3 separate regions of the Mus musculus genome follow, and regions 2 and 3 are each linked to region 1. Evidence: chromatin loops called from intact Hi-C (ENCODE). Cell type or tissue: heart. All regions are shown on one strand.

What was found. A loop is a pair of places that touch in the nucleus more often than their neighbours do. Peaks named below come from ENCODE experiments on the same cell type or tissue, not always from the same donor. Only the 100,000 strongest peaks of a DNase experiment are listed, where the experiment ranks them.
Region 2: it touches region 1 in a loop (3-fold over the local background); 29 of 42 quality-filtered maps call a loop at or near these places.
Region 3: a loop joins it to region 1, with 5 times the contacts of the local background. A loop is called at or near these places in 39 of 42 quality-filtered maps.

The regions. Positions count from the first base shown.
Region 1 is chr6:125,599,125-125,601,624 of GRCm38, reverse strand. Vwf (Von Willebrand factor) reads right to left here. Exons shown (of 52, transcript NM_011708.4): 12 at 2,235-2,373; 13 at 895-995. Among named protein-coding and RNA genes, the nearest start is that of Vwf, 47 kb to the right of the region's middle. In heart, a CTCF peak has its summit at 1,264 (motif pointing right); a DNase peak (open chromatin) is centred at 1,264; H3K27me3 peaks cover 1,296 bases.
Region 2 is chr6:125,491,557-125,494,056 of GRCm38, reverse strand. The region is part of intron 1 of Cd9 (CD9 antigen); the gene reads left to right. Gm26728 (a long non-coding RNA gene) reads right to left here and starts at 624. Exons shown (of 6, transcript XR_869432.2): 1 at 572-624. In heart, a CTCF peak has its summit at 1,225; DNase peaks (open chromatin) are centred at 756, 1,866 and 2,446; H3K4me3 peaks cover 1,129 bases; H3K27ac peaks cover 658 bases; H3K27me3 peaks cover 1,512 bases.
Region 3 is chr6:125,424,989-125,427,488 of GRCm38, reverse strand. No RefSeq gene overlaps it. Among named protein-coding and RNA genes, the nearest start is that of Gm32673, 4.7 kb to the left of the region's middle. In heart, CTCF peaks have their summits at 741 and 975 (motif pointing left); a DNase peak (open chromatin) is centred at 898; H3K4me3 peaks cover 802 bases; H3K27ac peaks cover 810 bases.

The DNA.
Region 1 (2,500 bases):
CACCATGTAGCCCAGGCTGGCCTCCAGCCCCTGTCACCTTCCTCCTCATCTCTGGGATATGTCTCTATGCTCAGCTTTGATTTAGCCATTAGCCTGGCAAGTATCAGTAGCTATAATCTCACTAAAGATCTCAGGGACTCGCCTCAGCCATTTTTAAGAATCTAACAACATCCTGACACCCGACAGTGAGGACCATGGTCTAACAACAGGAGGGTACCAGCCAGTGAACTAACCCTCATTGTGTTGAGGATGAGGGCTGCTGGTGGTTCCCCATGTCCCCTGGCTGTCTCCCCTATGAGGCAACACTAGTGAGGCAGTTCCTGGTCTGCCTACCTACCAGGGACTTTGCAAGGCAGCAGATCTGGAAGCCCAGTGAAATGTGCATGTTACCGTCCCATCTGATTATAGAATCATCCAGAGGACACGACCCACATATGCATCCATCCAGTGGCTCAGTAAGGAATGTGGAGGACTCCTCCCCCACGGCCTTCTTCAGACATATGGGCAGGATACTGGGTTTGAGCTGGGTACCCCAATCTGGCTCTTCCCTCCCTTGCTCCCCACAGTGAGTGCCCAGGGACACACCCTGATCCAAGACTTTACTGCAGCTCAGAAACTGGCAGGCAAGCCATACAGGGGACTCTGACATCTATTCTGGAGATCAACACAGCACCCAAGCCGCAGGGGGGGGGTAACCCCGGGAATAACAGGGAGCCCCCAGAAAACAAACATCAGCTTCTCACACACAGAGAGGCCTGTTCCTTGCTCTGGGGGTGTAAAGTGTGAGGAGAAAGAAATTCTTCTCCTACCACACAAAGCTATTTCGCCCATAGCACAAGGGGTACTTTGTAAGGGTCAGGCTCCGGCGAGGCTGTAGCTTAGAAAGGGACCTACCTTAACCAGTAGCCGCCCACGGCCATCCCAGTCCATCTGCAGGTCCTCCGCATAGCTGAGGCGTACAGAAGCCATCACTGTGTGCTGGATGCGGAGGTCACCTTGAAGCCATAAGTCCAGGGCGTCAGTTCAGATAGGGAGGTGACAGGGGTGACTGGTGTGTTGTGGGTTTCAAAGTTGTGTTTGTGAGGTCTCGAAGTATTATGGCAATGACAAGCAAGGAGAGGAGATCAAATAAATGTCCATGAGTTGGGAGCAGGGGGTGTAAGGGAGACCTCTCTGGAGGGATGAACTGGGTGGATAGAGGCAAATAAATTCCTAGAGAAGCCACTGGGCTACCATGAAGTGTAATTCCCCTTATGGGCACCAGAGGGCAGCAAAAGCCCCAGCATCCTGAGATCCTGGCGGTGAGGGAATCCTCTCTGGTTTTCAACTAGAGTCACCTGGGAGGAAGGAACCTCAATCGAGAGAGGATGCTTCCATCGACCCATAGGCATGTCTGTGACATTCTCTTGACTGTTGATTGATACGGGAGGGGCAGTGCTACCCCTGGGCAGGTGGCCCTGGGCAGGTCTAAGAAAAGTAACTGCCAGGAACCTGGGAGAACAAGCCAGCGAGCAGCCTTCCTCCTGCACCAGTTCCGGCCTCCAGGTTCCTGCATCGGTTCCTGCCTTGACTGCGCTCAGTGATAAACTATGAGGTGGAAGTGTCCGAGGAAATAAACCCGTTCCTCCTAAGTTGAAGGAAAATGTCTATGACAACCACTAAGCCTTGGACCCCTGTTGGCTTCCAGACTGGAAGTCCTCCTAGCTGAAAGACGCCATGTGCAAAGTCCGCTGCTGCAGAAAGGCAGAGATGTGAGAGCGCTTCCACCTTGTCCTGGAGGAATACATCAGTTCCCGGGGGTCACACTCGGTATAAACACACATGTAAACACAGCGAACATTCACTGTGCTCATCGGCTATGTGCCAGGTTAGGGTTACAGGCGACAGGAGGCCAGGAGTCGTGGAGGAGAGAGATTTGAGAGCTGATTCAAAGGTAACGACTGGAAGTCGTTCACCCCAAAGTCAGTTCATGTGACACGGGTGAAGACACGAGGCAAGAAGGTGTTTCTCATGAGGCACTTGGCCCAAGTAACATCCTTTGAGCTAACAATTTGTCTATCAACCCTGGCCTCTCAACTGGGTCAACCTCTGCCTCTTCTCTTCCAGAGTCAAGAGTACCCAGCACCCCACCCGTCCCAGCTAAATCTTCATCAGGTTCCCAGGAAAGAACTGGGTACCCTCGGCGGGCAGGGACATAGGCTGGTACCGTGCGGAGGAGGTGGGCATGAGCTTACCTTGCAGGAAGGGGAGCTGGACATCCTGACCATCGATGCCCACTGCTCCCCCGTGCTTCAGTTTCACCAGGCTGTTGTGCAGGGCAGAGAGCCGCACACTGACCGAGCGGGTGCAGACAGCATCAGGGTCATCGGCACACTGAGACATGGAAATGCAGAGTGACCTTACCACAACCCCATCAGGCCGGGACGCAGCCTCAGCTCTAGAGTGTGTGGGCCTCATTGAACAACAGCACACTTCCCTTCTCACAGAGTATGGGGTGCCC
Region 2 (2,500 bases), 110 kb after region 1:
TTCCTTGTTTAGGACCTGAACTCTCAACTGAAAACGTCCATGCCTCTCTCTAAGCTACCTGAAAGACTAGATTGTCTTGATTCTTTTTCAAGAGCGATAACTATCTTGGCTGTAGAGAACTCTGGGAGAGTTAAGAGAAAAGAAGGCGGGGAAGGTGCCTATTGGCGCCTCTAGATGGGATAAATCCGGTGTTTCTGCATTTCCCAGGTAATCAGGTACTGCGGGCTTGAAGCCTCGCTCTAAAAATGTCCAGGTGGGGCCAAGGGGAATGGCCGTTCACCTGCAGAGGGTCCAGAGGCAGGTGCTAGTAGACTCTACAGATGGGCCTCTGGGTAGGGCAACAAGAGAGTGTCCACTCTCCCAAAACTCAGGGACAGAAGCAAGGAAATACACGGAAGACCCTTTTGTCCTGATTCTGAGAGGGCACACTCCCAAACACAAATGGACGGAATTTGCTCCCAGGCAATCAGGAAAGAGCTTAACTAGGCAACTCCTGTGCCACCAGAGACTTTGAACAACAACAACTAAAAAGTCCACTATTCCCTTTGGAGCTGGCCACCGGGATGCTCACCATCTTCCAGCAACTGTAAGGTTTAATACTCTCCAGGGTTGCTTGGAAGTGTTGCACAACCTGCAGAGACTGCCCTGGGTTTCTAGGAGCCACCACACCCATACAACTTAAGAGGATGTCAGAGGACATTCCCTGCTTGTGTTTCCCCAGTTCTGCAGACAGGCAGCCAGCTCCCAGGCTTGGCTTGGTCCACTCATCAGCTTGAGCGCTTTGTTACAAAACAAAGTCTGAAGGCAGCTGGCCCCACCCAACCCCGCCCTGTCCTTTGGGGAGTTTTCCTCCCTCTACCTTTTAGTCTCTTCCCTGCTAGTCTGTCGGTCAGTCCCCAGACGCCTGCATAGATGGTGTGAAAGTTTGGTGCTAAGGGGAAACCACATAGTTGCCTACATCTCCCATCTGCCCCCCATGGCATATGTATGTAAGGGGCTGAGAGGAGGTGCCCATGGCCACCCTATGTCTTCTCATTCTGTTGCCTGCTGGCCTACAGTCTGCCCATCTTGTCTCCTGCTGCCACTTCCGCTCCTATCCAGAACCCTGACAAGTTGCTGCTGGCTGACTCTGCCTCCTGAAGCAGGACAGTCTCACTCTAGAAGGGTTTGACTTTGGGGTTGGGAACTGCATTGGAGATTATGCACCAGCTGGAGGTGCTAGCTCTCGTGTCCACCGTGAGGAACCAGGGTGCCCAAGATCGCAAGCCGAGTTAGTACTGTAACCTCTGGGCCCCTTGTTTGCTCTCTTTACTCTCCTGTCTCTTACCATTAGGGAGGTGGGCGGTTTACTATGTTAATTATTGTTACCTGCCCTACCCTGGGCTCTAATAGGGACAGTCCTGTTACAATCTCTGTGCTAAGTATTTTACAGTCTCCAAAGGCCTCCCCAAGCTCCATGATATAACCAGAGAAAGAAACATTATTCCCATTTTGACCAGAAATCTTGCCCATGATAGGTTAAGTGCTAAAGGCAGGGTCAAGTGATAGGGTATTATCAAGTGAGGTAGTTAGTATTGGGCAGGAGCAAAGGAAGGCTGAGAGGAAACTCCTCAAAATATCTTTTACTACAGGCGGTGATCTCTCTCGGGGGAACCCTTGGGATCATTATGATGTCACCTCTTCAATCTCTTGAGACCAGTGATTTATGAACTTGACATTTGGTGCCTGGTGTGGGCTTTGGAAAGCAGAGGCCACCTTTGTCTGTAGAGGATACTGAGCGGCTGGATGGCAGGAATCCAAAGAGAAGCCAGCCTCTCGTAGTCGCCCTGGGACAGTGGAAGAGAGGGAGGACCGGCAAAGGGGAATCTGTCTTTCTCCTAGGCCCGAGCATGTCCCCTGTGGGACATGCTCTGTGACAGCTGAGCCTGCCCAGCCTGCCTTTCTGAAGTTGGGTGTCTCCTGCCCACAACCAAGCCAGCAATCGGTCTGTTTTCCGACAACCTCAGAGCCAGACCTCACAAGCCTATTTTGGTGGTTCCCAAATTTCTCTCAGATCTCCATGTCTATCCCTCCACTCCCTCCAAAAGAGAAAGAAAAGAATTGAGAAAGAAAACATCTTCCTAATGTCTGAATGGCAGGTGATTAGAAGTGTTTCAGGCTATAATGTGGTGGCCAGCCTTGAGCCGGGCCTGGAATGTGCCTCTCCCATTCGTTGTTTGTTTGTTTGTTTGTTGAAGGCTTTGTTATACAGCCAACTGGCCTTGATCCTGTTGCCTCTGTCTGGCCTTTCCCCATCCCGCACACCCATTCCCCCAGATCCCACATAGCGAAGTCTTTTATGGTTTTTAGCCTCGGCAAAGGAAAGCCCAGATTGAGAGAGCCAGCCAGATCCTGCTTCCATGCACTCTGACCCTCTGTTTCTGCTCCTTCCCCATCCGGAAGGATGGAAGTAACAGAGGGATCTCCTCCACCTCCAGAGATGACATCACCTTCACGGAAG
Region 3 (2,500 bases), 170 kb after region 1:
CAGACTTCCTCAGCTACCATATGGGAACAATAATAGTACGTATGCCCCAGTGTCCTGTGAAAACTGTCTGAGATAATTAATTCCTGTAGAGCCACTGGGACAACAGCTAGTTTACAGGAGGTGCCCTGTAAAGTACATGTGTATACATGCACAGAGATCTATATGATTCATGTATTTTAATTATAACTTTCTATCTAAAAGTATACATATATAATAATATGGACATTACTATATATATACAATGTTAGGTGTTCTGTGCTAGACATTACTTCCAAGTTCCTCTTGAGTGGGAGGCCGATAGCTCCTGGGCATCTGGGAGTTACCTCTTCCCAGGGATGGTGACTCATTGGGAGGCCCTCCCAGAATCAACCAAATCTTCCAATTTACCATCCACACTGGCTGAGCTAGTCTCAAGCCCTGTTCTAAATCTGTAGCTAGAAGCCAAGGGAAAGGGCTAGGGGCATGGGAGCGCGGGGGTGGGGGTGGGGGGGTGGGGGTGGGGGTGGGGTGTCTGTTCTTTCTGACTTTAAGCAGAGGGAGAACACTCTTGGGGATCCAGAGGAACTGGCCAGGCTCCATGGCTCCCCAAGTGGAGAATAGTGGCAAATTTTCCTCCGTGATGTCCCTCCTGCTGCCCAGTCCTAGCACATCCCATGCCAGCCCCGGGGCCCTGAAGCCCTGGAACTTGGGCAGGGAAGCAATCCCTGGCCCTGTGGAGAGAGGGGTCACACGCCCGCGGGAAGCCCACCACTCCAGAGGGCTGGCCATATTGCCCCCAGGCAGCAAGGAAGGCCTGAGCTCCTGCAGAGCTGCAGGTCCATACCAGAGGGTGACTCGGGCGGGAGCCCGCGGGCAGGGCGCGGCCGAGCGGGCAGCAGGACCCAATGGACGCCGGAAGCCTCGGAGGCTGACTCATCCTCCTGCCTCCGACAGTCACCGCAGCTTCCACGGCCACACAGAGCGCCCCAAAGGGGATGCGCCCCCTGGAGGCCACATCAGAAAGCGCAACCTGGGACCCTGGTTCCAAGTTAGATCTCTATTTAGATAAATTTGAGGTTCAAAGGAAGGAGGCAAGCACAAACACTTCCTTATCAGTTGGTTTTCATCTCTTTCGAGCCCTCTGTGGAGGCGTGACACCAAATATGAGCATGTGAGCACCTAGTAGGCTCACAATTCGGGCGCAAGTGGATTGCTGGCCTGGTCCCAACCTAATGCAGCCTAATTGTCACCCCTCAGACTCATTTCTCCTTTTGGTCTTAAGACAGCAGAGAATTCATTGACAAACCAGTGACACCCCCCCCCCCCAGCTGATGAAAATGGACAACGTTTACCCAATACCATTGTGCAGAGAGTTTGCATACGTTATTTAATGCCCTTAATCTCTAAAGGAAGTAGATATTATTACCCTGCCTGTTTTCAGGAACTAAATGAAGATTTAAGCGATGGCACTACCGCTATTTGTAGTTTGTTTCTTGGTTTATGGTGGATTTTTTTATGTTATTGTTGTTGTTATTTTTGAGACAGGGTTTCTCTGTGTGACAGCCCTGCTGAAATGGAACTTGCTTTGTAGACCAGGCTGGCCTTGAACTCACAGAGATCACAGTGCTGGGTAAAGGAGTGAGTCACCATGCCCAGTACACACTCAGTTGTGTAAGCAACACTTTCATTTAATTCCACAATAATGTGGAGTGTAGGGATCATTTCCCACGGACAGGTCAGCTAACAGGAAATGAAGGTTCGTTTCTCAAGGTCTTACAGCTCCAATTCTCAGATATAAATCCCTCATTTCTTTCCAACTCCGTGGTCCCCTCCATTCCATCCCACCTCGGCCCTCCCTTGAGGAATAAAAGTGACTCACTCAACCCCACCTGTAGGCTCCAGCAGCTATGAGTCACTAACCCACCCTTTGGGTAGCAGTGACATCCATAACAAACCTAAGCACCTCCCACTTCCCTAGCCCCACCCCCTCCACCCACCCCACTGGCCCCTAGGAAGCGAGAGGCTGGTGAGTGGTTTCTGGTTTCCCACACACTGTCTTTTCAGTGCCCAGGAGGGTGACTGTCTTGAGATTCAATGACCGGTTTGAGCTCCTGTACACGCAAGGAGCCCAGATGTCCTAAACAACCGTCGTAGGCATAGCGGGGAAACCTATGATCGCACCACCACAGAGTAGCCTGAGGCAGGATTGCAGATGCTAAAGCAGCATAAACTACACAGCAAAGAGCCTGGATTACTGAGCTTGCCTGCAGGAGAAAAGAGCTTCAAACCTGATGCGACCGCCCCATGCCGCATCTCTGGGGCGAGAGAGGACTTCAGGAAGGGGTCTGTTAGCGTTCTGTCTAAGCTCCGCCCCACAGTTACCTGTCAATAGCCAGGTAGGCCTGACCCACTGCTTGCCCCTTTCTCCCTCCTTGTTCCTCTCTTGCTACCTTGTTCTTCCCTTCCCCATCTCTCCATGTGCTCATGGCCAGCCTCTACTCTTCTATTCTCCCTCTCTCTG